2 separate regions of the Homo sapiens genome follow, and region 2 is linked to region 1. The links are chromatin loops, found by intact Hi-C in ENCODE. Cell type or tissue: PC-9. All regions are shown on one strand. Links, peaks and the distances in the headings refer to the core of each region. The heading gives the core; the rest is flanking DNA. Region 1 has its middle 9.9 kb from the start of INO80C. Region 2 overlaps ZNF24TR (ZNF24 transcription regulator).

What was found. A loop is a pair of places that touch in the nucleus more often than their neighbours do. Peaks named below come from ENCODE experiments on the same cell type or tissue, not always from the same donor. Only the 100,000 strongest peaks of a DNase experiment are listed, where the experiment ranks them.
Region 2: a loop joins it to region 1, with 3 times the contacts of the local background. A loop is called at or near these places in 19 of 110 quality-filtered maps.

The regions. Positions count from the first base shown.
Region 1 is chr18:35,502,165-35,513,571 of GRCh38, reverse strand. No RefSeq gene overlaps it. Among named protein-coding and RNA genes, the nearest start is that of INO80C, 9.9 kb to the right of the region's middle. RefSeq lists an enhancer at 4,136-4,718 and a silencer at 9,722-9,916. In PC-9, for the core only: no CTCF peak of the experiment used is centred there; DNase peaks (open chromatin) are centred at 5,691 and 6,121; H3K4me3 peaks cover 1,678 bases; H3K27ac peaks cover 4,891 bases.
Region 2 is chr18:35,453,549-35,464,955 of GRCh38, reverse strand. All of the region lies in intron 1 of ZNF24TR (ZNF24 transcription regulator), which reads left to right. Among named protein-coding and RNA genes, the nearest start is that of ZNF24TR, 7.9 kb to the left of the region's middle. RefSeq lists a cis regulatory region at 1,795-1,812 and enhancers at 1,731-1,875, 6,126-6,953. In PC-9, for the core only: no CTCF peak of the experiment used is centred there; DNase peaks (open chromatin) are centred at 4,035, 5,855 and 7,645; H3K27ac peaks cover 6,335 bases.

The sequences.
Region 1 (11,407 bases), core at 1,465-9,464:
ACTGTCTGAAACTGTCTGGCTCCTAGTCAATAAAGGGAACACAAGAACAACTGCCATAACGCTGGGTAGAGTGAAGGGGAGCACCTAAAATTCAGGGCTATAAAATACAGGGTCAAGTTATGAGGAAATGACTGAGTAGTCAGGAGTGGCTCGTGCAGCCAACAGACAGGTTGAACTTGGCTCAAGTTTATGCAGGGTGCATTCCTGCTTCGAGGAGAGGTTAACATTTCCACATCCTGGAAGGTGCGTGGGATGTCTGGTCTGGGAGGGGCAGGAAGCTTAGCTTGTCAAGAGGCTGCCATAAGACTACCATGATTATCTATGACATAGGAGTCCCAGAGCCACCCCAAAGCCTTTGTGAATGACAGACAATAAGAACCAACTTCCTATTTGCTCAGATGTCACCCTGTGAGAGGTGAGTAAAAGGAATACATATTTTGACAGAGACCAGTTTCCCTCTGTGAGACTGTCCAGATGGGACATTCTGGTCTCTGGGGGGTACCTCATGATATGAGCACCCCAGTGTCATGGGGCAGTCCTGGGTTCACACTTGGTGACCCAGGTCAGGCAAGGTGATGGTGGGAAGGCCTATGTGAGTTATTTGTGGTGTCCCCTGTGCATCTCCTTCGAAGTAAAGGCCTGTCTATTTGCCTTTGTAGCCTGTTATGGAACTGGGGAGCCCATAGCACAGCTGGGGTGTGGGAGCTAGTGAGAAGAAAAGACCCCTCCATAACATGGGGACTATGGGCCCCTCTACAAAACTGACCTGAGGATGAATGTGGCAGTGCATGTGACATCTTGGGCAAACGGCTTGGCACATAGGACATACTCGGGACATAGAATGCCTGGGCAATTTTGCAGACTTGTTTCTCCAGCTGAACCTTGGCCTCACCTAAACTTAATCAGCCTGCTGAGCCATCATAATAGTAGAGTTGCTTATGCCAGTGGCACAAAAACATGACTTCCCCTACTCTTTGTGAAGGAGGAGGAAATGAATTTAAGAATGCTCATGATCCTAAATTTCAGGTGTGTTTTAGAATAATTTTGACATTATTTACTCCTTTCCTAATAATCTTACAATCTTAAGACTTTAAGCAATTCCAATATGGGAGTTGTAGTTATAGGACATTGAGCTTGGTCGTTATGGGAGTTTTACATTAAATAAGTGATACATTTATTAATAAGATACAGCTGCCTTGAGTGAAATCACAGGATTTCTCCCCAAGGCTCCCATTTGAGTTGGTTGTTCTCCTTTGTTGTGAGATTACTTCAAGTGTCTATACCCTAAGGTGGTATAACATTTCAACCTGCATTGCTTCTGGATGATTTAAACACCTCAAAGTCCATCAGCAGGAAATCAATGGCACACTCAAATTATGAAAATCTGTGGAGAGTTCAATGAAGTAACAGTTTAGCAAGGTTTGGGCTGGGTGTCAGGAGATCACAAGGGAGCTAGGGGACCAAATATCTTGAACCTACTCTCCCTCACCTATTTCCTGCTGAGTTTCCCCATTGGCTGAACCTACCTGGGCACCAGAGGGCAACAGAGCCCTTGGTCTCTTCATCTGGACAGTTCTTGGGCAGAAAACAGGGGAGAACGTCATTTGATGGGGGAAGGAGTGTTTACCAATTTCAGATATGCACATCTGGGATAGAGAATTGAATGAGCTCTCTAGGATAGGAAAAATATAAGGGATAACTCCTAAAGGAAAACCAAAAAAATAACCTGTGTTTCATGCTAGGCAGATCTAAGCACAACTAGCCTAATCAGACTTAGGCTAAGAGTTGGCCTCCAGGGACTCAGTAAGAAGGGGATAACCATGCAGGCACATGGTTGAGCTGGCTTTCTCTGGGGCAAGAAGTGAAACTGTGATGTCTTCCCCAACACCCTCATTAGGGCTGGGCTCTGTGGCTGAGAGAGTTTCCATCTTGCCCATTCTCTGTGCCCAAAATACTCACCGTCCTTTTTGACTCCTGATTGCCAAGACCTGGTGTGACCCAATGCTGAGCCAGTCCAGGTCACAACAACACTAAAAAAAGATCAAGAAGGCAATAGGAAAAGGAGAGAAAGAGAAGAGAAACCAAATACCTCAGAGACCTCAGCCAAGGCAGGCCCACAAGCACACACAAATAGACGTTCAAGGATATGTACATGAAATAATAAGAATCAGAAACATAAGGAACTGGAAAACAGAGAGATGAGATGAAGAGACTTCATGGATTTTGATGATAAACGTATATTTTAATAGCTGCTGATAGCTTGGGTTTAGGCCATCAGAATAGATGCTCACTGCCTTTTGCAATACTGACCAACTCATCAACAATAAAAATAACTTTTCTTTGGGAGGTTGAGGTGGGAGGATTGCTTGAGGCCAGGAGTTTGAGACTAGTCTGGGCAACATAGCAACACCCCATGTCTACAGTAAAATTTTAGAAAGAAAAAAAATGACTTTCAAACTCTATATTTATTCTTGAAATCAAGGCATATTTTATTAATGAGTTCTAAAGATGTTTTTAATAGTATGTGATAAAGCAAATCAAAGTGTGGGTTTTTTTTTTTTTTTGCAATTTATATTCAAGTAGGAGTAATTCTGCCTGGGGGCAGATAACATTCACTTGGAGGTATATCTGAATTGGACCCTGCGGAATTTCCAGGCCAAGGGAACAGCATGAGGCCTGGAGCATGGAAGGTAGTCAGGGCTCAGTCAAGACAGCAGTGAGTCCAAACCTGGGCCCAGAGGAAGCATGGGCAGTGACAAGGCTGGAAAGATGAGCCTCATAAAATGTGAACATGATATTTGCTTTCTCTGCCTCATGGCAGAGTATAATGAAATGTAAGTAAAAATGCTTTGGATATTAGGAGACACTGACTTTTGTCATATATGCTTTTAGATTTTTCATTGAAAAATCAGGTCAGTCATTTTGCCATTAAGAAAGCCAAGTAATGTTTAAGAGATACACAGACCTGACATATAACATGGGCAATCACTTAGAAGAGAAAGTCGTAAATAAAAAGACATCCTCCCTGGTATTTGCTTTCCAGTGGAGCTGCTGCAGAATAAGCAGGCATCAGGAAATTGCATCGGGAATTCCTATGCAATGTGCTATAATGCTGCTCTTAAAGCAGTCAACCACATATCAGGTGCTCTGAGGCAATATGAGAAAAGCAGTTTATAATCTAATTAGAAAAACATTCAAGAACCAATGAGAAAATAGCATAAGGTAGTGCTTAACAAGAGGCTCAGTGGCGTAGTTCTGGCTGTCAGGGTGACAGGAATTTGGAGAAAGGTCTGTGAGGTGTTGACAGAGTCTCAGGGAAGTTAGATGGATGCCAGCTGGGCCTGGAAGGATGGAGCAAAACTGAAGAGTGCAAAAGAGAGAATATGTTGTTTGAGGGGTGGAGACCATGAGTGGCAGAGGAAGGGGTGAGAACCAGCTGTGCTGAGGACTCCTGCCTGGCCAAGGGTCCCGAGTGAGGGAGCTGAAAACATCACTAAGGCATCTGGAGTAGTACTCATTCTCAGAATCTGCTGGTTTCTGAAAGATTCGGGTTAAATGTGACAGAGGCTCTTTATGAACTCAGCCCACCACTAGAACATTATTCAGATGCCAGCTTCATTCTTCTTGTGAGCTAGCAGGGATGATTAAAAATAATGACACTAAATACTGTTGGTAAGGATGTTGATGCTGACAACAGCAATTGGAATTGTCAGTTGTTGACATTTCCTGGATTATTATGGTTATTTTTAAATAACAACCAGAGAGCCTCAAAACAGCCATAGATATCTGCACTGGAAAATTCGACCAAACACTTATGGAAGAAATAATACATAATATTATAAGTCTTCCAGAAAATCAAAGAGGAGGGAATACTTTTCAACTCAGCCTATGAGGACAGCATTACCCTAATACCAAAAGCAAAAACTCATGACAAATTTGTAGCAAATTAAATCCAATGTTACTACAAGGGTAATACATTATAATAAAGTGAGATTTAACCCAGGAATTCAGGGTTGGTTTAACATTCAAAAACCAATCGAATTTGCCATATTAACAGAATGAAAGGAAAAAGTATATGATATCCTTACTAGATGCAGAATAAGCATTTGAAGAAATCCAACCTCCATTCCATATTTAAGACTTTCAGAAATAAAAGGGAACTTCCTCACTTGATAAAGAACATCTACAGAACACCTGCAGCTAACATCATACTTAAGGGTCAAAGATGAATGCTTTCCCTCTAAGACTGGGAGGGAGATAGGGATGTCTGTGCTCATGGCTTCTATTCAGCATTGTACTGAACAGTCTGGCCAGTGCAGTGAGCAAGAAAGAAGCAGCAGGGCTTTGATTGGCTCAGGCCTGGCACTGAGAAGAGGGGAGAGGTCTGCCAGGAATGCCTCTGATGTTCTCCAGCACACAACGGGACATCAGATACATTGCTGATGCAAACCAGCAGGACCACTATGTAGCTGTGTGACCTTAAAACATCCTTTAATCTCTTGGAATCTGTTTCCTAAGTGATGGAGTGAGCATAATAGTAGCCCACTGGCAGATTTGTTGTGACGCTTAAATGGAGTAAGATTGTGTCAAAGTGCTTTCAAACTGGAAAGCGCTATTCCAGCGTTTGGATTTGCTACATTCATATTGAGTGACCAGGGAAGCAATGGGATCCATTAGGAATGTAACAGGGAGGTTTGAGGATTTGGGATTTGAAGACCAAGGTCTAGACTAGGTGCTCGAAGAGGGGCTGGGGGTCAGGCTGAAGATGGGGACTGATACCTGCTAAGCTGTAGCAGGACCCTGGAGCACGCTGTGCAGGCAGCCAGCTTGGGTTGCATCTCTCCTTCTCTCGGGTGGGGCAGAGGCATGCTGGTTAGCAAGAGGAAGGGGCACGGGACAAGAGGATCCTGGATCAGCTCTCTTAGCAGGGGTACCCTCCTTATTATTCTGTTCTCTCTCTGTTGACTTTTACAAGCTCTTTCCATCCTAAAGACTTCTCCTGGCTCAGAGGAAAGTGATCTGACAAAATAACTCAAAGTGAGACACCAGGGATTGGTGATTAAACACTCAACCTTTCTGGGGGAAGCATCTGCCTTTTAAGAGGCCTCAGGGTCAAAGCCGTGCCTACGGTGGCTCTCCAGGAGTTTGGAGAGGTGCTGGGGCTCCTATATATAAGATATTTTTGGTCTTATTCTTCTGTAAGGAGTCCCCTCCTCCCATACTGAGTTAATTCATTGCTTGCCCTATAGCAGGGGGTAGGGGAAGTGGAAGAAAAGCCCTCATGACAGAAGGAGGTACAGGAGGAAGGACCGTATAGGCATGAGGTGAGGCTGGGGAGAGAAAGGGCAGATGCGGCAGTTTCATAATCTGCCCATAGCTGGCCTCAGGAAGAGCACCCAGTGACACAAAAGCCAGCTCATCGGGCCAGCCCCACAGGGAATGGCCAGGAGGGCCAAGGGCTAAGGAGGACAACACCGGTGTTTGTGATGTGTGTGCATTTGTTAGTGTGTGGCTGGGCATCTGGACGGGTGGGAGGAAGGAGATTTCCTTTGCTCTCAGAATAAGTACCTGGTGAGATCTTTGCTTGAAGGATAGAGTGAAAGCATTCAAATCTTTAATTGAGGAATCATGAACCATTACGTTCTGGGACTAGGAACAAGCCCTTGCCTTGCAGATGGCTACTTCAGATAATGGGAAACTATAGTGGCTTGCTCTGGCCACCTCTTGGTTTGACAAGTCCTCCCGCATATTTTGCATGGTTTTGAGAAGTTGTGTCACTTCTGGACATGTGACAATTGTGTACTTTGGGGGCGGGGTGGGTTGAAGGTGTGGATCCTGGGAGCTTTAACTATAGAAAACAATAAGGAACAAAATAATGTTCTGATGCTCTTTAGTTGTGATTTTTTTAAAACTCCAGGAAGGGTAAACAACTGGCAATCACTTTAGCTCTTAGTATCATCAGTAGCCATAGCCCTAGCGGTCCAATATTTGCACCCATTTTTAGGTTTGAAGACTTCATCGTTCTAAAAAGCCAAAAATGTAAGATAGAAATTTTTCAAGTCTCTCTTGCTGTGAGGGCCTGAGCACAGGCTACAGGCTCCACCCACCCACCCAGTGGCCCACCTCAAATTTCATGCAGGAGAGCTTTGTGAGAGGAGGCAGGCACAGGCAGCAGCATCCCACCTGCCTTGGCCAGGCATGAAAGAGTAGGTGCGTGTCATCCACGGTGGTTGTAGCACTGCCTCTGCCACTAGCTCTTTCACACTCTGACCATCCTGCCAGCTCAGCCTTACTCTCCAGAACAAAATGACTCCACTCTGGGACCAAGAACTCTTCTTGCAAATTTCTCTTGTTCTTTCCCACACTTGTTTCCAAAGCCCTTTAGGTCGTCAGTGTCCCTGCACCAATTAAATCTCTGCACTTGAAGCAGTACATCTATGGCAAATGTGTATATGTCTGTTGTTTAGGGTCCACCCAGAGCTGTCCTGGGCCTGTCACAGGGAGACACCAGAAAGTATGTGACAAAGGTAGCACTTCTCATGAAAATCACAAAAAAAGCCAAGACTTTCATAGATGAAAGTAGTCTTATAGATCATCACTGCTTTACAAGTAATAACTTCCTCGTCCAGAACTATTGCATCCTTCACTTGAGGTTTTACCTGAGTGTGATTTCTGCTATATCCCACTGCCTCTCCGCTTGCTCGGGGCATTTGTTTGGCAAATATAGTTATGTAGTATCAAGTGCAATGAAAAAATCCTTGGTGTAGATGAGTGGAACTCTCGTTTGCTGCTGGTGGGAAGGTAAATTGGTACAACCACTTGTCAAATGGAAGTATCTATTAAAGTATACTCTGTGACCCAACAATTTCATTCTTGATATAATCCAACAGAAGTTTACCTATGTAGGCTGAAAGATATGTATGCACAATGTTCAAAGCAGCTTCATTCAAAAGAGCCAGAAGACCCTGGAAACAACCTAAATGTCCAGCAGATGAATAGTTACACTGTGGCTTGTTCTCACAGTGGAAAACCATACAGCCACGACAATGAAGTACTGCTACATGCTGCAAAAGGAATCTCCTCCAAGGCAGACACACAAGAATACATACAGTACACGACTGATTACATTTCTATAAAGCTCAGAACTAATCTCTGGTGGTTGAAGCCAGGAAAGTGGTAACCTTGGGGATTGGCAATGGGCATGAAGCAGGGGCTTTTAGGTGCTGATAACATTCTGTTTCGTAAGCTGGATTACCAAGTATGTTTACTTTGTAAAAATTCACGTGGCTGTCCACAAATGATTTGTGCACATTTTTTATGTGTTATGCCTTAAAAAAATGTTTACTTAAAAATGTCTGACAACTCAGATAAACAAAATTGGTTAGCTCATTTTAGAGATAAGGAAACTGAAGCCAAAAAGAGGTTAAAAATTACCCAAAAAGGCCATTAATCAGATCAGCTAAACTAAATTCTCAAAAGTCCACACACTGAAGCACATGCCTCTGGTCTTGGGACACCCACCCTGTCCCCACCAAGGCCTCACTCGTGGGTTTCTGTGATTATTTTAGACATATTTCTAACACCTGTGGTGGTTGATCACTTCAGTCCACAACATATTAAAAACAGAAAATCTATTATGTTTATGGGTGTGCTACGGGAGATGTCTGAAGCCAGCCCTTTAATGGCAGAAATGAAATCAGAAGGCAAAAACTCAAACTGCATACTAGTGCAGGGCCATTTAGCATAGGGAGAAATGCCTTATCGACCTGCTCATGAGAGGTTCCTTGCATTATAGCAGAGCACAAAAACTGATGTTCAGTTCACACTGACAATCCCCAATCCTTACAAAAAGTTCAAATCCTCAGTGCAAGTAGATGGAGAATGAACTAGAACTCTTCGGAAAGTGCTTCACAACAGCGTCAGGGAATTGCAAAAGTGAACATGGGATAAGGAAAGGGGCTAGAAGCCACTTTACACACAAGTCCAGGGATTGAGATCGAAAGAGGCAGGGCAGACGCTGAGCCAGGCTGGGACCCCAAGATCCCTGAGAGAACTGGGATGGAGGGCAGGGTGGCTGGACTGGGTCAGAACCCAGTCAACATTTGGGAGCCCAAATGTGAGAGATGAAAGGCGAGATAAACAGATAGGTCATAGGGCATCCTAAGTAGTTTGAGTCTTTCTCTATAGAATGAAGATTCTCTAAAAAACTGTGAGCACATTTCCTCTCTTGTTCTTCCAAACAATGGCCATCGTCTTTCGACAAAGTGAGGGATGGGGACTGTCCCACTATCCTTTGGGTTCTGTCCAGTGCCATGCCAAGGAAGAAGACCGCTGACAGCCCTGCCTGTCACAGGTCCTTTGCCCAGAATGGGTCTCCCTCCCTTGGCCATACCCTCTTCTCGCCCTGCCCCTGTTCCCAGGGCTGGGTCACACCTGGGAGCTGGACTGGTTAGCTCACCTACTTTGGAGCAGCAACAGCAGCAATGTCTAGAGAGGGGTACATATGGGATACCTGGAGGAGGCCTCAATTTCTCAGTCTTTGGGGATTTCTTGGTGAACTTAGACAATGAACATCTCTAAGCTTCCATATTGTCTCTGTTTTATTCCATTAGTGAATGTGCCCAAAGCTTGTGGATTGATCTTCTCTGATACTATCTTAATGTACAGCTGACAGAAACAAGGTGTCACATGTGAATAAAAACAACCAAAACAAGCAACACAGCAGTGGGGGTTAGGAACCATGATGCTGGGGAAAATAATCAAAGCAGGCTGACAATTTAAGAAGGCAGGTGTTGTCACAGCCTGGGGATTAGCAAATTTGAGGTTATGAGAGAGAAAACAGGGAAAAAAATATCAGAGATGGGAGAATTATAGTAATTATAATTGTTTTCTTTCTCTATGGTATGCACAAACAGTAAGTGTTAAAACAATAATTCATTTTAAATAATGGGTGGGACCTCTGGTAAGAGAGAAAGGGACGACCAGTGCCCAGAAGGGGATTCACAGAGGTGGGCAACAAAAGACAGAAAAATACCATCCTGGGAGCAGAATCCTGCCTTTCACAATGGAAGGCAAGCACCCCACTATTTGGAAAGTCCTGTGTCAGCCTTTCTGGGCCATATTTGTAATGTTAAATTGGTGTTTACTTAACAGGCATGGATTTAAGAAGTAATTCCAGTAAGCAAAATGGCCCTTAAAACTATTTTCTCTCCTTCAGACTTTGCAAAGCAGTATTATCTGTTGAGGTCAAAATTCAGAGAGTAGATTGCATGAGTTTGGATGCACCAAGTATGTCTTCCTACTGTGTAAGATGTGCAGTGCCCAACTCGAGGGTTGCCATACATACACACAGTAACCACAATAAAGGGTGCTTCTGGACTTCAGCTGTGCCCAACCTGCCCAAGCAGATGTGCCACTCGGCACTGCCAGGAGGTTTCTCACAGGTCCCTTCTCAGCTCTCTCTCTAATGGTACCTTTAAAGTGTGGCTTTTCCAAATCTTCCTACGACCCTTCCTAAGCCTCTACCACTCTCCCTCCACCTTGCAGGGGTTGCTACCTGTTACCTCTCCTGTTACTGAGAAAACCCAGGCTTAGAGATGGAAATCACATCAACTTTCTGCCATCTCAACTGGATCTCCTCCTGGACCTGCCTTCCCCTCTCCCACTCCAGTTTAAAGGAGGCTGGAGCTCCATGCACCTGGCTTCTGCTCCTCATCTGGTGTCTTCCTACTTAACACTCTGAGCACAGGCCTGTGACGCACAGCCTGGGCAAGAAGCCCCTCTTTCTGGCTCTGCCTTTCCACACTGAGCAGAGTGAATAGGGACACAGGGAAATGTGTCAACCCAAGTCCATGGCTCCCTCCTTTTAGAACATGCTCTGGTGCTTGGGACCCCAGAACCTCATGCTCAAACGGCCCTGTGCCCCCTGGGAGGGCCCCTGTGGACCTTGTCCTTGCACTTGATGTATATCCCCAAAGGCTTGAGGGGGTAGTCAAGAGGTTTCCACAGGTGTACACACATGTTTCCTCCAGATGCCCTGAGGAGTAGGGGGGAAAAGGGGGGCTCAGGGCTGGAACAGCTCTTCCCACCCTACCACATTCTGAGCAGAACTCCAAGAAATCTGAGCATTCTAAATTCAACTCTGGCCTTCTGGGTTATAAAGATACATTTGCCAAGATAGAAGGGTAGAACATATTTTATTTTACATGTTATTAGCTTGCTTTGTACACTTAAATATCAAGGCATATGGTAGGTAGGCCTCCATTTGTACTCTTGCCCTGAACCCTGGAAATGTCACAGTCAGGCCTATTTTCAATTACTCTTTCCAGCTTTTAAATATTTCCATGCGGCTGTCAGGCAAGAAATAGCAGGCAATGAAGTGAGCAAAGGCCTGTCCCCAGCATCCACTGGGCCCGAGCTCTCTTCTGCTCTCTCTATTAATACTGATTGTTTACAATGAGGCACATAGCAGATTGCCACCGAGGGACTGCAATACTCTGAAAACAGCGACAAAGAAGAAACTGTGTCTGCTCAAGTGAGCCTGTGACCCACAAGCACTTACCAAACGATATACTTTGGTCTGTGATGGAGAAAACACAGGCTACTTTAGGAAGGTTCCTCAGAGATGGTGTTCCAGGAATGAGTGCTGCTCTCACACTCCTGAGAGGACTGCCACTGGTCTCTGAGGATTCCATCAGCTTCTCACTGCAATGGGTTTGTTTTCAACTGCACGTCCCCAGAGCTCAGAGTAGACAGTGCACACTAAGCTGCCTCTTTCAGTATCTGGGAGTTGGGGGATTTTGAGCATCTTGACTGCAACAGCTTCAAGGTTTCTTCCCTTCATCAAGGAGTCCCATATCAACTGGAACAGCCATTTTTCATACAGTGAGCATGACTAGCACACTTCACACAAGGTGTCAAGAGAAGAGCAGTGTGTCTTCCATGCAATAGCAGCATGATCCCAAATATCTACTGTGTTTGCTGAGATCTTTGAGAGACAGTAAATTCGGCACTCTGTGTCTCAAGTCATACATAGTAGCTTAGCAGGCACATTATTCATTCTTAATCATTGTCTTAACTGGGATCAAGACTCTGGCTGAGGCTGCTTAACTGGTACACCGCAGTCAGGGCATCAATATCCCAGAGAAAGCCCCAGCAGCCTTTGCCAAAGGAAGTGTGGCATTGGTGAGGGAAACAGGAGCTGCAAGTACCAGGAAGGAAGCTGAAGAGGAAGTGCAAGAGAGGGCGCACACTACGGCAGGGGTGAGACACACCCTGCAAGTTTTCAGGAATAACTGAGGAGGGAACTTAGGGCAGCCTTAGGCCCTGTCTCAACACATAAGCTAGCAGAATGTTGAGTCATCAGTATTAATTTATCTTTACCAATGGACAAGGAAACCCATGAGTT
Region 2 (11,407 bases), core at 2,037-10,036, 49 kb after region 1:
CAGATGCTGAAAGTTTGAGAAATGCTGCCTAAATGGTATGCGGTCTTGAATAGAGGAAGTACCCAATTCCTAAAACATCTAACAAAGAATATAGAAGAGAAGAACCATGGACAGGTAAAGTTGTCCTGTAAATGTTCTTAATAGAGGTCTTCATTGTGTGTTCAGTTGTCCCGGAGGGCTGTGTATTTAAGAGTATTTTCTCTGTAGAGGTTAGGAAGCCTGAGAGTGAGAAGACCAAAGACTTCAGCTTTGAGGTTCTAGTGGGGTATAAATCTTAATAGAGAGGGCTGCGGATGCATTGAATGACTGACTATGGCTTGAATAAATACCTGTTGTTATAATTCCTGATAGAATCTGCAGTATTCATTTATGTAAATAGAGAAGGAAATTAGGTTATCAAAGAACTATGCACCTGCACAAATTGTTTGGCTTCAAGGAATTGCTTTTGCTGAATTTCAACAGGGTTTATGCTTTTGTGCCCATATTAAGGAATTGGATTGAAAGAGGTCAGGAGATATGGACCTACAAAAATGCCTATTACATTTGTCTCAGAAATGTCCCACAGAACCCCACTCCCCCACCCCAGTCCTGTAGGGTGAGCTTTTTCATTCAGGACCCAGACATGGAGCCTGATAGCCTGGGTTTGAATCTCATTTCTGCATCTCACTAACTGTAGTCTTGGGCACATTACGAACTTACTCTTGAATTCTTAGTTTCCTTATCTGTAAAATGAGTGTTATAATAATGTCCACCCCACGAGATTGTCAGGATCAAATAAGAAAATGTCAGAGAAACACTTAACTCGGGACTGGGATCACCCACATCCCCTCTGGTCTGTGCATTAGAAAGGCAGAGTTTTCCTGACTTGTATGTTCTGCTTGGTTATATTTCTCATTTCCTTGGCTCCTAGGACTCTTGGCTCATGCCCGCTTGTAGTAACTGAATAACATCATATGATAGATGTTTCCATGTGCTCATCTTATTGCTGGCTCTATCAACTATTTTCCTTGCCTTCTTCATTGCTTATTTTGACCATTTCTTTTCGTCCTTTATTCTCTTATTCTAATAAGCTTGCTCAACTTTTTTATGAGACAAGGGAAGGAGTAAATAACTAGCTAAAGAAGCAATGATCTGTGATTGAGGCCGGGGGAGAGAGAGGGGTTGAGGGATTTGTGGGGTGAATAGCAGAGGACTTTAATGGAGGAACTCCTCTAGAATAATGAGGGACAGAAAGAGCCAGTAGAAACCACCCACTGGACCTCTTAAAAATCACTAATGTTTTATGCCTTCTTTGGTATTCACCATGTATACTACCATGTTTCCTATGTAATAGCAAACCTTAAAACCCTAAAAAAACAAAAAAGGGGGGCTAGTTGTTTACTTGTTTTGATGACCAGCTTGAGCAGGAAAAGGAGGGATCCTTCTTCCTGGATCCACAGAACTGGATCCAGCCTGGTTTTCTTCCATAACTCAGTGGCCTCTGTCTACTTGTACTTCTGTTCCAACTGCCGTCAAAGCCTTTCCTGAGAAGAGTCAGTGTTTTCCTGGCCTACAGGATGCTGACTACTGACAGGTGCACAGTGTGCACCAAACACACCACTCGCCTCCCCTGGGGTCAGGAAGATGAGTCACATCCATCAGCCCTGGTGGCTTGGAGCCTTGGATCTTTCTAGTATGAATCCAGGAGGGCATAGCCTGGGGTTCTGCAGTGTGGAATACTGCAAGGGCTTTTATCAGGGAGCCAGCCAAGGCCTTGGTGACTGATATCTCCCCTAATAACATCTGGAAAGGAAATTGCTCACTAGAGATAAAGAAGAGAATTTCTGCTCTTCGCAACGGAAAATTATTACAGACAACATTAGACCTCAAAAATGAGCTTCCTCAAAGTACGCATTTGTACAACTCCCCCCGAACTCCTTGCTTGGCTGTTTGGAAGGTTTTGTAGAAAAACAGTAACCTGGCCAGGCGTAGTGGCTCATGCCTGTAATCCCAGCACTTTGGGAAGCCGAGGCGGATGGATCACCTGAGGTCAGGAGCTCAAGACCAGCCTGGCCAATGTGGAGAAACCCCATCTCTGCTAAAAATACAAAAAATCAGCTGGGCGTGGTGGTGCATGCCTGTAATCCCAGCTACTCGGGAGGCTGAGGCAGAAGAATCACTTGAACCTGGGAGGTGGAGGTTGCAGTGAGCCGAGACTGCACCATTGCACTAGGCCTGGGCAACAAGAGCGAAAGAGAAAGAAAGAAAGAGAAGAGAGAGAGAGAAAGGAAAGAAAGAAAAAGAAAAAGGAAGAGAAAGAAAAAAGAAAGAAAAGAAAGAAAGGGAAAGAAGGAAGGAAGGAAGGGAGGAAGGAAGGAAGGAAGGAAGGAAAACAGTAACCTAAGGAATTTTCTTTGAAATTCAGTGCTGCCATTTGTTTGCTTATGGAGTGGCACAGAGCCCACAGCATTTGGCTCTGCCTCAGAGGCAAACATGGCTACAGCAGCCAAAGAGAAACACAAAGGAGGACACTCTAGGAATGGAACCTATAAGTGGGGACTTCTGGGTGCACGTAAGTTCTTGGAGAGCACAGGCAAGGCCTCCTGGTAGCATCACCTGGGCCAGGGCCCTTCTCAGAGAAAAAGGGACTGAGCAATGTGGATGCTTTCCCAGAAAACTGATTTCATTGGCCTACAACGAGGTTTATATTTTATTTGTAGAAGTCTTTTGTTTATTTTTCTTCTTTATCTTTCTTCTCTATTTTAAGTGAGTAGAAAGTTAAAAAAGCCTACTACTATACAAGAAGTCAGATTTAGACATTGAAAAATACATACAATACGTTGGTAAGTGAACAACAATAAAATCACAAATATAGACAACCACCTTTTTGTAGTTTAAAAAAATCAGTAAGAGAGGATGTGAAATGATTTATGTTAAGGAGTTAATGATTGTCTCCTTTGGAAAAAGGAGTGGATTTGGGGTGGGAGGATGAAGAAGGAGAACTTGAATGTCTTAGAATTTTTGGAAAGAGTACAATATAATTTACAAAGAGTGAGAGAGACTCAATTTAGGAGCCCTGGGCTGGGAGGATTGCTAACACTTTCCTGTGAACTCAGGAAAATTCCTTGAGGTTGGACCATCTGTCCTCTGCTGCCTCCGTCCATAAGGCAAGCCCACCGCCACCCATCAGGATCCAGGGTCGCTCTGCCCTGCTCTGTGTCAGAGCCTCTAGCCCTCCTGATAGCACAGCCACTGCACTTGACGGCACACCGTGCACCCCACACACGTTGTTTCCATCTAATGCCCACAACAATATTGAGGCAAGTGTAGCGGCGGGCTCGCTCTACACCTAAGGAACCTGAGGTTCAAGAGAGAAACTAGAGGCAAGGGAAGGCTGTGAGCCAGGCCCCTGCATCCACGCCCAGCACTCCTTCTCAGCCCCTGTGTCCTCTGGCAGGAGAAGGTTGGCTTGGAGCTACCTGCGGAGGGCAAGGAGAAGCAGAGGAACACTGCCTGGGACACTCATGAGAAGCACATCACCCCATGTCACGTTCTGTGATGGTTAATTTCATGTGTGAACTGGGCTAGGCCACAGTACTCTGATACTTTGTCATATGTTGTCTGGATTTTTCTGTGAGGGTACTTTTTAGATAAGATTAACATTTAAACCAATAGACTTGGAGTAAAGCAGAGTACCCTTCATAATATGTGTGAGCTTTATCCAGCTAGCTGAAGGCCTTCGAGGAAAAAAAACTGAGGTCCCCAAAGAGAGGAAAGAAGCCTCTAGGCCCTCCTCAGACTCACATCTTCCCTGGGTCTCCAGCCTGCCCATCTGCCCTGCAGTTTTCAGACTTGCCAGCCCCGACAATCTTATGAGCCAATTCTTTAAAGTAAACCTCTCTCTCTATATATACACACAGCCTATTGGCTCTGTTTTCCTGAAGAAGCCTGGCCAAGACACTTTGTTTAAAGCAGAAGGGTGAGTGTACACATTTAATTTAAACTACCCTTCACTGGCATTACCACACCTAGCAGTGAGCATTGCACATCTTATATGCTTCATAAATATTTGAGTGGAAACCAACAATAAGGCTAAAATGCTGAATGGCTTTGCCAGATGTAGTATTTATTTAAACTATTGTTTTGTTTTCTTATGAGTCATTGAATGGGAAGGAACTGAAATTGTCTTGAAATTGTGAGTGGGTAGAGAGGGCTGGGAGCAATGGGTGGTGAGGTATCCCCCATTTCTAAAGATTCTGTGACCCACATTATTCCAGAAATTCTAGTTTGTGTTTTGTCTTTTTCTTTGTTTTCTTTCTTCTTTTTTGTTTTTTCTTTTTTTTTTTTTTTTTTGTAGACAGAGTCTTGCTCTCTCACCTAGGCTGGACTGCAGTGGTGCAATCATAACTCACTGCAACCTGGAACTCCTAGACTCAAGGGTTCCTCCTGTCTCAGCCTCCCAAGGAGGTATAGATAGATACACTTGGCTAATTTTAAAGTTATTATTATTGTTTTGTAGGGACAGGGTCTTGCTTTGTTGTCCAGGCTGGAATGCAGTGACGCAAACATAGCTCACTGCAACCTGGAACCCTGGCCTCAAGCAATCCTCCTGCCTTGACCTCTCAAAATGCTAGGCTTACAGCCATGAGCCACTATGCCTGGACTGTCTTTTTACTCAGAGTAAGCAGGGACAGGGAAGACCAGAGGGAGAGCCCTAGGACAGGCAATGTTGGCGTCTTCCCCTACCCTAGCTGCCCTGAGCCTCTTGCTGTGCAGGTCCCTCCTTAGGGAGAGGCCTGATCCCATTTTGTCATTAGTCACAAACACCACTTACTGGCCATTTGCGCTGGGCCCTGCACTGTTCCCTCAGGACTTCCTCAGTATCCTCTGTGGCAGGCACTATTGCTTCCAGTTTAACCCTGGGGGAAGCTGAGGCTCAGCAATTTTGGGCCATCAGCCCAAGCAGCACAGGAACATAGTCCAAGCTTGTCTTGAAGCTACTGGGAAGAGGAGAGGTGTCTAGGAGGATGTGCCCTCGCTTTCCTTCCCTGGGATCCCCAACCACCTAACCCCACTGCCTTTTCTTTTTTTCTTTTTCTTTTTTTTTGAGATCAAGTCGCATTCTGTTGCCTAGGCTGGAGTACGGTGGTGCGATCTCAGCTCACTACAACCTCCGCCTCTTTGGTTCAAGTGATTCTCCTGTTTCAGCCTCCCAAGTGGCTGAGATTACAGGTGTGTGCCACCATGTCTGGCTAATTTTTGTATTTTTTATTAGAGACAAGGTTTCCCCATGTTGGCCAGGCTAGTCTCAAACTCCGGACCTCAGGTGATCCTCCTGCCTTGGCCTCCCAAAGTGTTGGGATTACAGGTGTGAGCCACTACATCCGGCCCCCCACCACTTTTTGAAGAGAAGAGCCTAACAAAGGGATCAAGACTTTGTATCCTAGCATCACCATCCTCAGAACTCCATCCTAGGTATAGAAGAGTCCTTTTTAATCCCATTAACATTTCTGGCTTAGCGTCTCCTTAAATGAGTTTCATTCAACACAACATTTCATTTCCCACAATGTGGCAATCTCATCCCCTATCCCCTTTTACCTGGAACACTCCCTTTTCCCCAGCACTTAACTCAGCAGTCGCCTCCTCCAGGAGGCTCCCCCGTCCCCTCCTCTGCCCTCTGCCTTCCTCCATGGAACCCTGGCAGTCCCCCAGCTCCACAGTTGTTGCCTTGCATGGTCACCAGGGTAAGACCTTAAGGGCAGGGACACTCCACAGTGTCTGGCAAATGATGGAATGGACAGTGGCCTGGTCCATAGGCCAAGCTGGAGGCAAGGTGGCCTGTGGCCTGGAACAGTGACTCAGGCAGGAGGAATGTGGCTCAGGCTGCCTGCAGCTGCGATAAGGAGGACAGGATGGGGCTCTGCAAAGGACATCCTGCAGCAGCCAGGGGACTTTCCATGCAGAAGCACATGTGGAAACCCACAGCCTGAGAGAATCCTGGCCTGCATACTGCACAGAGTCCTTGAGGGTGAGCAAGAAGAAGACTGGAAATGCCATCCCTCTGTCACCAATCCACAGTGGGTTTGGGGAGGAGGCATGGCCAACATCCACTGGGCTGCACAGACAGTTTTATTACTACCCCACCTGGCTCCTGCCTTCTGGGGCCCTGCAGCCCATGAATTAATCCCTTTCCAGGCTAGCCTGGGGTACATCCATCCCCTTTGGCTCCTAACCCATGGAGTCAAGCCTCGGGCACATTTCTCCTACCAGCCTGGTTTGGGCCATATCTATGTAATGCTTTTGCCTTCATTTACTTAGGTTGCTCCCTTAAACAGGCTCACATTTTAAACATAACCTCTGCCTCCTAAGCAAATACTTATATTCATAAATTACTCCCACCTGAACCACCACCACTGCCACCACCCACAGGATTCCTGGGCTTCCTTGCAGCATAGATAAAAGCTTTTTTGGGCATCCACTTACCAGGCACTGGGTGGGAGCAGGCAGCAGGGCACATCCTCCCTCCTTGGAAGCAATATTTACTCAGCAATTCTCCACTCAGCAGTGTAAATCACTGTGGCTTCCCAGCAGGCATATGATCTCTGCCTGGTCGGGTTTCTCTCCCTTTTCCATGACTGAATCTGAAGCTCAAGCCCCTTTCCCCACAGCCTCTCCCACATATGCCTGGAAACTGAGGTCTGGCTCATCCTTCAGGGAGCTCCATGCTTCCCTGGTAAGGTAAAAAAAAAAAAAAAATCATCCTATTAATGCCCACAGTGATGTCATGTTGACACCGTGTACCCTTGATAGGATGTGATGAGAATGGCATTTCACCTCTGTGGTCTCCTTCCCAACACCCAATAGCCTAATTATGAGAAAAACATCAGACAAATCCCAACTGAAGGACATTCTAAAAAGTACCTGACCAGTAGTCTTCAAAACTGACAAGGCCATCAAAAATAAAGTCTGAAAAGCCGTCACGACCAAGAGAAGCTTAAGCAGACATGACAACTAAGTGAAATCTGGTGTCCTAGAAGGGACCATGGAACAGAAAAAGGACACGAAGCAAAACATAAGGAAATCTGAATAAACTATAGACTTCAGTTAATAACAACATATCACTATTGGTTCGTTAATTCTAACAAATGTGTCACACTAGTGTTATGATGTGAATAATAGGGGAAACTTGGCGTTGGAGCTGTAGAACTGTGTAGTATCTTTGTAACTTTTCTGTAAATCTGAAACTGTTTTAAATTTCAAAGTTTATTTTAAAATCATAATAAAGGTTACTGCAGGAAAGAATGGAGCAGCAATTGCTTGGTCAGGTGTCATGGAAGAAAATCTTACTCATGAATCCCAAATGCTGCCTTTCAAACTTTAGTTACGATAAAGTATCAACTAGTTACTAAGTGGGAAATCCACTTTCTTTCTTTCTTTTTTTTTTAACTGCTATTTTAACTATTACACAATCCACAAGAACTATTATTAATATGTACTTTAAAAATTCTGGTTTGACTTATTCTGATTCAAAATGTAATATATTACTTGTTAGGACTTGAACAGATTGTGAAAGTTGCTCCTACCTTAAGAAATAGTATTATTTGCAGAACACCCCTTTAAAGAGTTTTTGGAAATGACTCAGAATGCCCAGTTACTCCACCACATTCTACCCTGTAGGAATTGTGATAAAGAAGCAGTGCTTTCCGGTGATAGCTAGGTGCAATAAAACCAAACAAGTAGATTCCATACCTCATCGTGCATATGCAAAGCCTAGCCCATTCTTTCCTGCAGTAGTTGGTGAGGTTATCAATATGTGTCTGATTTTCATCCATCAAATGTTTCTTGAGCTGCCATTGTTTTATGGGGAGAGGGACGATTTGAGAAGGGGAGAGATGCTCTCAAAGGGAAATTTGGGAAGAAGCTTCTCTTGTTCTGAGTACAGATATCTCAAAATATAACATTAGTGTCTTGATTTGCATATTTGTGGTACATAACACATTGTAATACCATTCAAATTATAAAATACTTTCTCTTTTTTTTTTTTTTTTTTTTTGAGACAGGGTCTCACTCCATCACCCAGGCTGGAGTGCAGTGGTGCCATCTTGGCTCACTGCAACCTCCCTCTTCCAGGCTCAAGCAATCCTCTCACCTCAGCCTCCCTATAGCTGGACTACAGGCACGCACCACCACACCTGGATAATGTTTATATTTTTTCGTAGAGACAGGGTTTTGCCATGTTGCCCAGGCATGCCTCGAACTCCTGGGCTCAAGTGATCGGCCTGCCTCCGCCTCCCAAAGTGCTGGGACTACAGGCATGAGTCACCGCTGCACCCAGCCATAAAGAAATAAATGGAAAAAAAGTCCTGGCAACGGTCTTTGAAAAACTGAAATATACTCCATGAACCCTGTCATGCAGACCTGCCCAACTCTGCAATCTTAGCATCTCATTGTTTTGTTTTCCCTGTCATGTCTGCAGCTCATCTGTCTCTTGGGCTTCTTCCTATCTCGGTCCTGGTCCCCATCCCCTGTGTTTTACTCTTTGCCAGCTTTTTTTCTGGTTTTATGTTCTTCCTTGTCCAGAGCACGACCTTCATCTGTGTATGAGTCAACACAGAAAACCTGACCCAAAAAGGCCAGGTCCAGGAAGGGTGCAGCTCAGCTTTTACTGAGTGTCCTGTATGCTTTGTCAAGTCCTCCTTACGGGTTGTCTCATTTAGTTAGCAATGGATTTGGCATTTCAAGAGGAAACAAGGTTTAGAAGTCTCACAAAACAATCAGCCAATCAAAGAAGCCATAGAGCTACTGAGTGACTTCAACATCTCCAAACTCATTTCTGAGTATGGCCCACACTTAGAGAATGATCTGATAGTATTCATTTCTCTGGGCTGTTTCCTCATTTTCCCTTGAGTAGTAACTAGTGAATCAAAGGATCCCCGAGTTAAGCAAAATCCAACTCATCCACTCCTAGCTGAAGGTTCTAATGCTGCTCATTTCCATAAAACAAAGATTTCCCAGAGCCTGAAGTGGCTTCCTGTTGGCTACTTAAACAGCACAACATATGGTAAAATCAGACTATTAGTTTCTATAAAAAAGTTTATATATATATTAAAAAGGCCTACTACAATTTTGATTGGAATTGCATTGAACCTATAGATCAATTGGAAAAGAATGAGTATCTTAATATTGAGTTTTCTGAAACATAAACTTGACTCATCCTTCCATTTATTTAGATCTTCTTTAATTTCTCTCAGTAATGTTTTATAGTTTCCAGTATAGAAGCCTTGCGCATATTTTATCAAATTTATTCCTAAATATTTTATGGTTTTTGGTTGCTATTATAAATGGTCTTTAAAAAATTTATTTACAAGCGGTAGTATTCACTTTTGTGATATATATTTCTATGATAGATTCTCTTTTTTTTTTGAAAAACTGGGATATAAATTACATATATTAAAAAGCCTTTTAAAGTGTCCAACCCAGTGGTTTTTAATATATTCACAAGGTTGTGCAACTGTCACGACTATCTGATTTTTAGAACATTTCTATAATCCCCTCAAAGAAGCCCCCAGTCTATTAGTAGTCATTTCCCCCTCCCTCTAGCCCCTGCCAACCACTAATCTGTTTTCTGTCTCTGTGGACTGAGCTATTCTATTTATTTTGTATAAGGAGAATCATATAAATAGAATGATATAATATGTCACCTTTTGTGTCTGGCTTCTTTCACTTAGAATAATGTTTTCAAAGTTTATCTTCATTATGGCATATATCAGAATTTCATTCCTTTTTATGGTTGAATAATATTCCATTGTGTGGGTAAACCATATTTTGTTTATCCATTGTCCATCAATGACACTTGAGTTTCTCCCTCCTTTTGGCTATTATAAATAGTGCTGCTATAAACACTCATGTACAAGTGTTTGTTTGAATATTTGTTTTCAGTTCTTTTGAGTATATATCTAGGAGTGAAATTGCTGAGTCATATTATAATTCTGTGTTTAACTTTTACAGGAACCACCAAACTGTTTTCCACAGAGGCTGCATCAATTGACATTCCCACTAGCAATGGATGAGGGTTCCAATTTTTCCAGATGCTCACCAACACTTGTTAATTTTGGTTTTGTTTTCATTATGGCCATTCTGGTGGGTGTAAAGTAGCATCTCATTGTGGCTTGACTGAATTTCTCTAATGAGTAATGATGTTGAGCATTTTTCATGTGCTTATTGGCTATTTGTATATCTTTGTTGGAGAAATATCTGTTCAAGTTCTTTGGCCATTTTAAAATTGGGTTGTCTTTTTGTTGTTGAATTGTAAAGTTCTTTAGATATTCTGAATACTAGATCCTTATTAAATATATGATTTGAAAATATTTTTCCCATTTTGAATGTTGTCTTTTCATTTTTTGGATAGTGTCTTTTGGTGCACCAAACTTCAAAAATTTTTTCGAAGTCCAGTTTATCAATTTTTTATTTTGTTGCCTGTGCTTTTGGTGTCATATCCAATAAGTCATTGCCAAATCCAATGTCACAAATATATTTTTGCTGCTTTCTTGTAAGAGTTATACAGTTTTAGCTCATATGTTTAGGTCTTTGATGCATTTTGAGTTAATTTTTGTATGTAGTGTAGGATAAGGGTCTAACTTCATTCCTTTGCATGTAAATATTCCATTTTTCTGGCACCATTTGTTGTAGGAACTGTCATTTCCCCATTAAATGATTTGGCATCCTTGTCAGAAATCAATTGTCCATACATGTGAGGGTTTATTTCTGGGCTCCCAATTCTATTCCATTGGTCTATACATCTGTTCCCATGCCAGTACCACACTGTTTGATTAATGTCGATTTTTAGTAAGTTTTGAAATCAGGAAGTGTGAATCCTCCAACTTTGTTCTTTTCAAGATCATTTTGGTTATATGGGTTACCTTAAGATTCCATTTGAATTTTCGGATGGGTTTTTCTATTTTTGTAAAAAATATCATTGGGATTTTGATAGGAATTGCACTGAATCTGTAGATCGCTTTGGGTAGTACTATCATATTAACAATATTAAGTCTTCCAAGCCATAAACATGGACTGTCTTTCCATTTATTTAGATTTTCTTTAATTTCTTTCAGCAATGTTTTGCAGTATTCAGTGTACAAGTCTTTTGCCTCCTTTGTTAAATTTATTCCTAAGGATGCTATTCTTTCTGATGCTAGTAAAATAGTTTTCCTAATTTCATTTTCAGATCATGCATAACCACCACCATAAACATGATTCCAACACCCCAGAGTATTCCCTCAGTCTGACCTTTTGTAAAGTGGTGCTTTTTAAAATTTAATTTTCCAATTGCTTGTTGCTAGTGTATAGAAATACGACTGATACTTTTATATTGGCCTTGTATCCTGAGACCCTGTAAATTCACTTATTAGTTCTAGACAGTTTTAATTCT